Regions from separate parts of the Homo sapiens genome. Here region 1 is linked to region 2. A link is a contact called in ENCODE Hi-C or POLR2A ChIA-PET data. All regions are on one chromosome and are shown on one strand. The core of a region is the stretch at or near the end of the contact, and the rest is flanking DNA. Distances in the headings are between cores, read along the strand shown.

What was found. Hi-C counts contacts between places; a loop is a spot of excess contacts on that map. ChIA-PET counts read pairs that join two places held with the same protein, here RNA polymerase II (POLR2A). Pooled maps may share reads with other maps.
Region 1: a pooled map shows a loop between it and region 2 (2.7-fold over the local background). The contact joins the enhancer-like site here to the promoter of DOCK9-DT in region 2. A Hi-C loop is called at or near these places in 1 of 37 single-sample maps with no recorded cell type and 1 of 50 pooled maps. POLR2A ChIA-PET finds 5 or more read pairs at or near these places in 1 of 52 experiments (PC-3).

Annotation. Positions count from the first base shown.
Region 1 is chr13:100,098,547-100,102,196 of GRCh38, forward strand. All of the region lies in intron 1 of PCCA (propionyl-CoA carboxylase subunit alpha), which reads left to right. Among named protein-coding and RNA genes, the nearest start is that of PCCA, 11 kb to the left of the region's middle. RefSeq lists an enhancer at 1,609-1,903. Within about 2 kb of position 1,630, at least 10 of the 41 ENCODE cell types and tissues checked have a DNase peak (open chromatin) inside an H3K27ac peak, as active enhancers do.
Region 2 is chr13:99,084,558-99,088,235 of GRCh38, forward strand. It overlaps DOCK9-DT (DOCK9 divergent transcript), which reads left to right and starts at 2,166. Exons shown (of 1, transcript NR_047482.1): 1 at 2,166-3,678. It also overlaps a transcript of DOCK9 not described here. RefSeq lists silencers at 1,498-1,977, 2,018-2,327, 2,418-2,477, 3,058-3,287 and enhancers at 2,168-2,729, 3,292-3,678.

The DNA of each region.
Region 1 (3,650 bases), core at 380-2,879, 1.0 Mb after region 2:
TAGTTGAGGAACATGGTCGAGATGAGGGTGCAGGTGTGAGCCGTTAGTTGTCAACACAGCAGTTAGAGAGGATCTGAGTGGCCACTGACAACATCTGCTACAGCGGGATGGGGAAGAATGGCCTGGCGGAAGAGTCAAGGGTGGGATGATGGAGCTCTAGAGTTGACATGTATAGTTTCCTGGTGCTTGAGCTTAGTACAGAGGCAGAGCCCAGAGAATCTTGAGTCTTGAACATCTCTCTCAAATATTAGGTGTTCAACTTGGCTTTTGGCAGACACTGAAGATTGGAATGGTCTCTAAGATCCTGAAGACTAAATAGTCTATTTGAAAGAAAAGCTGTGCTTCCAGGAAAAAGCCAGACCTAATTAAGTGTCTTCAGAGAAGGGCATGGGCTCTGTTACAATGCATGATGAAATACCGTGTCATAATACATGGATAAGACCTTCACCTGGAATTTTAGAGATGAAGCAAGATGAAGTAAACTAATGTTTACTTTGACCTTGGTGAGATCATTTTATAGCTCCATTAACCCAGTTTTGAGGATAGTTTCTTCTTTGAAGCAGAATGCATTCTGATAATGAATTTATCTCATAATGAGTTATTTAGTATTATTCATCTGAATGCTACTGCGGGTATGTTAACAACAGTAGTTTTGGTTTTGGCAGAAATAGTGTTCAGATTGTTCTTTAAGATATTTGCCAGTGGATTTACCAGTTTTAACTGCCACGTGAGGCCACATCTTGCTTATGAAAGTAGGTGCTATCTAATCTTTTTTTTTTTTTTTTTTTTGAGATGGAGTCTTGCTCTGTCACCCAGACTGGAGTGCAGTGGCGTGATCTCGGCTCACTACAACCTCTGCCTCCCGGGTTCACGCCATTCTCCCGCCTCAGTCTCCCGAGTAGCTGGGACTACAGGCGCCTGCCACCACACCCGGCTAATTTTTTGTATTTTTCGTAGAGACAGGGTTTCACTGTGTTAGCCAGGATGGTCTCAATCTCCTGACCTTGTGATCCACCTGCCTCGGCCTCTCAAAGTGCTGGGATTACAGGCGTGAGCCACTGTGCCCAGCTGGTGCTATCTAATCTTAAGAAAGGATTTTTTTCCAGCCACTGCAAACAGGATTTGTTTCCCTGTTTGCAGTGGCTGGAAGGCATGCATCCAGTTTGTCTAAAAGCCTACCATTTCCCCCGCTTTTTGTGTAAGTTATTGTGTGCTGATGATAATATATGCAAGACTGTGCTAGCCATGTTAGACATTCTCATTTAATCCTCATAGCAGCATTATGACCTAGATAAGTACTATTATTATCCCCAGTGTACAAATGAAGAAACTTTCTATATATCTAGGAAATGTCAGAGCCAAGATTTGAATCCAGGTCAGAATCTGAGTCTAGACCAGAACTCTTATTGACTATATTATTCTCTAATGGTAATTCCCAAGTGGTTCTGGTATAATTTTAAGAAAGAAGGTGACAGTTACATATTTGGATTTAGTTTTCATGTAAAACCTTACATTTTTTGGCACTTTACTGTTTATAAAAACTCATTTGATCCTTTTAATAACTCCCTAGGAAATCAGGGAGGTGTCATCACCTACATTTTGTAGATGGAAACGGGGGCCCAGAGAAATGATTAGCTCAATGACTCACAGCTGAGAGTTGACCCAAGTCTTGTGACTCTGAGGGTCAATGCCACTTCCTATGTGCCAAGCCATTTTCAGGCATTTCTTTTCTATGTGTGGAAAATACAGGAAATCATTATTCCTGTGGGAGAGAACCAGTGGCAATATGTTACTGGGGAGTCATTTTGCACACGCTGACCTCTCTCATTTTGGCTGTGATTGGCTAGCCTTTATAAACAGAATTGATTAAAGTTCTTTCTCAGAACCTTTGTTGCTAGGAAATACCTTACAAAGAATTTTGGACTGGGCGTGTAGCCAGTTTGTTACATGCTTAACAAAAACAACAAACGTTAAAATTCTGTGTAGAGGTCCAAATTAGCAGACTTCTTCAAACGTTTTCCTTCATTTAGAAAATAAACTTTATGTTGTGGCTTTACACAAATGGTCTGAGTGTTGACCTGATTCTTCATTTTTGACCTTCCATGAATGTCTCCCAGGAGGAAACAGGAACAGAGCCTTTATGGGGCTCATTCCAAACCAGTTCAGACTTGTCGTGGGAATGGTTCACATTGGTAGTTGTTCTGTTATAGTTGTGTTTGCTTGTACGAGTTCTACTTCTTCTTTTTTTTTTTTTTGTTGAGACAGTGTTTCGCTCTTTTTGCCCAGGCTGGAGTGCAACGGTACAAACTTGGCTCACTGCAACCTCGGCTCACTGCAACCTCCGCCTCCCGGGTTCAAGCGATTCTCCTGCCTCAGCCATCCGAGTAGCTGGGATTACGGGCATGCACCACCATGCCCAGCTAATTTTGTATTTTTAGTAGAGATGGGGTTTCTCCATGTTGGTCAGGCTGGTCTCGAACTCCCAACCTCAAGTGATCTGCCCGCCTCAGCCTCCCAAAGTGTTGGGATTACAGGCATGAGCCACCGTGCCCGGCCCGAGTTCTACTTCTAGTTACTGGGTAACCGGGAGGCATCTATGCTTTTTACAGCTTTAGGCCACATTATTACAAGTTCACATGTGTGCAAGCTCTGTGGAACAATATCATATCTTTGAGTAGATATTAGTGTTTATCTGGGAATTGCCACTGTTTTTCTTATCTAGAAATAAAAAATTTCAGAAAGCTCTTGACCAATCTGTGGTTAAATCTTATAACCATTACAGCCTCAGCCTGTGACCTTTGAAAAGTTAAAGTCCTTGGGACTCAACTTTGTCATAAAATTGGGGATAATACTCTTGTAACTCACAGTTATGCTTGAAGGAATATATGAGAGATAGTCTTGATCTTTAATAGGGACACAGTAATAATTTCCCGTTCACAGTTCCTTCTTGTTCTTGGTCTTTTACTTGGTAAAGGTTTTATTTTATAAACTATATCTTTTTGTATCTTTTACCTCCACTTTTATACAGAGATTACATTTTTTAAATTAATTAAATAATTAATTAATTTTTTCTGAGGAGTTTCGCTCTTGTTGCCCAGGCTGGAGTGCAATGGCAGGATCTAGGCTCACAGCAACCTCCACCTCCTGGGTTCAAGCAATTCTACCTCAGCCTCCTGAGTAGCTGGGACTACAGGTGTGTGCCACCATGCCCCGCTAATTTTTTTGTGTGTGTTTTTAGTAGAGACGGGATTTCGCCATTTTGGCCAGTCTGGTCGCAAACTCCTGACCTCAGGTGATCCACCTGCCTTGACCTCCCAAAGTGCTAGGATTACAGGCATGAGCCATGGTGCCCGACTCTTTAAAAAATAGTTGTACAAATTTTTCAGTTCATTTAAAAATGTTGCTATAAGAACATTTTGTTTCTTATTTGAGTCGTTATCATCTTAGAAAGTTCTAAGAGGTGGTACCTGTTGGTTGCCTTTTGCTGGTTTTTTTCCTCCATTTTTTTCCTTCTAGCTTTAACAGTGACTACTGGGAAGTTCTCTCTCTGTCTCTGTCTGTCTCTCTGTATCTCTCTATCTCTTTTCTTTTTCTCCTTTCTTTTCTCTCTTTTCAGTGGGGTCTTGCTCTGTTGCCTAGGCTGGAGTACA
Region 2 (3,678 bases), core at 916-3,415:
CTAGGTCACCATTAGTAGGCCATCCTCCGATGGGAAGGGCAGATATTCGGGGACTACTGCACATCAGCAGTGTTGTGTCTGCACCAGCACTCCTGGGCTCCATCTACACGGCTTATTAAACCAGTACCTGCAGCACTTTGGAAATCATGGCACACTGGTACACTTTATTTACTCTTCTTCTGCCTCAAATCCCTGATGACCACGGCAGGCCCCAGATAAAGGAACCAACTTCTGTGTGAGAACAGAAAAGATGCCAAAGAAGTTGCAGGCTTTATCCTTAACATGCACTGGCAAAACTCAGGAAGATGCAGGAAGCCACACAGAAGTTAGCTGGTTATGGAAGAGATGGCCAGGTTCTGGTCTATTCCCAACTCCTGCTCTACTCCTTACCTAATCGACTTCCCTAAAATAGAAAAATTAAATCCTTGTTTACTATGGATCAAACTGGAGTTGGAGAAATTTGGAGTTGGCAGAGCTAGCAATCGAGAGAAAATTCAAACTGAGCAAACTGGATATAGAAATCAGCGAAGCTTCATCTCCAATCTCCACAAACGTCATTCACGCAATTCTGTGTCTGCCCAGGAAGGGCATCGATCTGCCACCAAAATGATGCATCCGCCCCTGTGTTAAGGGGCCCGGCACTCTGCCCCGACAATCCCCCACAGGGCCCAGACAACCACTTCCAAGGCCCATCTTCTTGCACTGTTCCAACAAACACAAGTCACACCCACCCACAAACAAGCCCGTTTCAAGAAAACAAATGCCGGCGGCAACGCAAGGAGCTGCTAAAAGTTTCCAGCTGCCCTGCAGAGCTCGCTCCTGCTCAAACGTCGCTCCACTCCCGCACCATCCAGGTGAATCGGGTTGTAGTGCGTTTCCAAATACAGCAGGACCGGCGCTGGCTGTGAAAAAGTTAATCGAAAACTTCATCTTCCTCACACCCAGAGGCCTATTCTCTAAAGACGTTCTGCCACGGGAAGATTCGTTTTGGGCTGATGGCTTTGCTTACTTAGAACCCCCAAACGTCACAGGAATTTGCACCAATACTAAATTAGCGAGGGTTCCCATCATGCCCCCCAAGCCTTCCTAAAAGGCGGCCAAACTTCAGGATACCGGCTTGGAGGTGGGGGGCGCAGGAGAGGATGCCGAAGTCCTTCCCTCCTGGAGTTCAGCCAACTCAAAGGGTTAGCAGGGGCATCTCCCACCCTGAGCGCAGACTGGATGAGGAAGCCCCCACCTCAATTCCCCTGCGCCCCTCCAAAACATGGAAGGAGAGGGAGGCCGGGGGAGGGATACGGGGGAGGGATGCGGGGGAGGGGGGAGAGTGTAATTTCCCAGTTGACAGAAAGCAGGTAAATTGGGAGAGAGCGGGGTGAAAAGAGTGACAGGGCGACATCACTCTGCGGAAATTTCCCAGGAGGAAGGGGACAGCGATGGGGACAGGATCTTGGGTGGCGGGGAGGGGTCTGGGAGTTGCAGCCCCTCCAGGACCTTCTCTTCTCCCCTGTCCAACTCCCTCCCGCCGGCCCCACCTCTTGATTCCGCGGACCCAGCAGGGTCGGCCGCTCTGCCTCAGCCCTGCCGACTAAGAGGCGCCCGGCCCGGGGCCCGCAGCTGCCTGCGCCCCCGCCATCCTCCCCCGGCCCGCGGTCGTCCCGCACTCACCAGGAGCACGGAGCCGCGCACCACCTCAGACACGCTCTGCCGCAGCTCGGCCGCCGTGCCCGGCTTACTCAGCGCCCGGGTGAACTTCCGAGTCTCCGCCGAGGCGGGGAGCAGCGGCGGCTGCGACATCCTCCTGCCCCCGCCGCCTCCGCCTCCGCCTGCTCCCGCGGCCCGGCCCGGCCGCGCGGCCGCCAGGTGCGCCCTCGGCGCCCGGCCCGCTCCGCCCGCCGCTCCCGGCGCCGCCGCCGCCTGCTCCCCCCGCTGCTCGCCGCGAGTCCGGCCGCCGCAGCCCAGGCCGCGCCCTCTGCACCGTGTCACGCCCCAAGGCGCCCCCCTCGGCGTCCGCGGCCCCCCGCGATCGCAGCAGCGCCCGGGCTCGCTCCGGGCGACCGTGCGTGTGGCGGCGGCGGCTCCCCCATGCCACCAGCCTCCCTCGGCGACCACTCGCCGGGCCGCCTCCTCGGGGCGGGGTGTCCGGCGCGGCGCGGGCGGGGCGGGGCGCCCGGACGGCGGAGGAGGGGCCGCCGCGGCGGGACGGCGGGCCAGGCAGGTCGGCGCGGCCCGGCGCTGGAGCTAGGCGGCCGGACTGGCAGGGGCGGCGTGCCGCGCGGGACCCTCACTGGGGAAGGTGGGGGGTCGGGGCCGCCTCCGCCCCGGGCCGCACGTCCGAAGACCGGAGGAGGGGACTGCGCACGCCACCAAGAGGGCGCACAGCCGAGGCTGGACGATGCGCGGTTTCGGAGCAGGGTTTCCTGCCCAGGGAGCCCGGCTGCGCTCGAGGGGACCCCGAAGTCACCGGCAGGGTCGGAGCTCGGTGCACCACGCCCCCCCTCTGCGCCCGGGGCCTCTGCGGGGACAGAGGTCTCAGGAAAGTAGCCTTTATTTATGTGGCACCGATCGGAACCCGCGGCCGGCCAGGCGGACCTGGACGGAGCGTCCCTGCTCGGAACCTGGCGCGGGGCGCCGCGCGCTCGTGTGGCGCCTCGGCCTCCCCACCGTTCAGTCCCCGGAGGCACGGAGCTCGCGGCGGGACGATGACGGTTGGGCCGGGCCAGGCGTGGGAGACTCCCAGACTCCGGCCCGCCGGGACGGCCAGCTGCGTCACCTTGGACGTGGGCAATACTTCGGAGCCTCGGTTATGTCGCCTGTAACCTGAGGACAACGGCCTGGAAGGGGCTCAGGTGACACGGCGGCCCTCACTGGGGCCGATTTAGCCGGTCTGCCGCCCCTCCGCGCCGGACCGCCAGGCGGGGTACCAGGGAAACTGCGATGCGCCGGCTTGCGAGCCCACCGTGACGCAGAGCTGGCGGCCGCTAGCGACAGCCACCCTGTGAGGGACTTTCCCCCCAATACCCTAACCGCTTTCCTGTCCCTAAGGGCCCGCTCCCGCCCCGGCTCCGTTTCTGTCTCTCTGAGGAAGCCCGGCGCAGCCTAACCCTCACAGGGCCGCGGAGAGGGCGCGCCAGGCGGGGATTTGCGCCAGGCCCGCGGCGCATGCTCAGTGGTTGGGGACTGGGCGGGTACCCCGGGCGGGGAGCCTGACTGAACGGCGGCTCTGCTGATTGGTCGGGCTGCTCACGCCACGCCCGTTGCCTTCCGATGGACAGTTCCTTACCTGCCGGGTCGGCCTCCGCAGAGAGTGGTGGTCTTGAAAACCCAGTTTTGGGAGAATACCTGCCGCGCCTCCCGCCCAAATACCCAGAGGTTTCATAGCCGCCATCGCTGCGGTGGAGGAGGCCGCCTGTTGCGTCCCACCCCACCAGAAAGCCTAACACTGGCCTGAAGCGTAATCTTAAAGTGGTAGGGGAAAATACCGATCTAGCGCAGAGAGCAAAACACCTCCGTTCTGGGTTTAATGGGCAGGTCTGGAGGTGAGGTATGCCGTCCGCACTCAATAATTACTTGCAGGATCGGATTGTTTCTCCAGTGGGTGGGGACTGCAGGATGTAGCATTGAGTGAGCCTGGCAGATTGAAAGATAAAACAAGGGTGATGATAAAAACAATTACACACT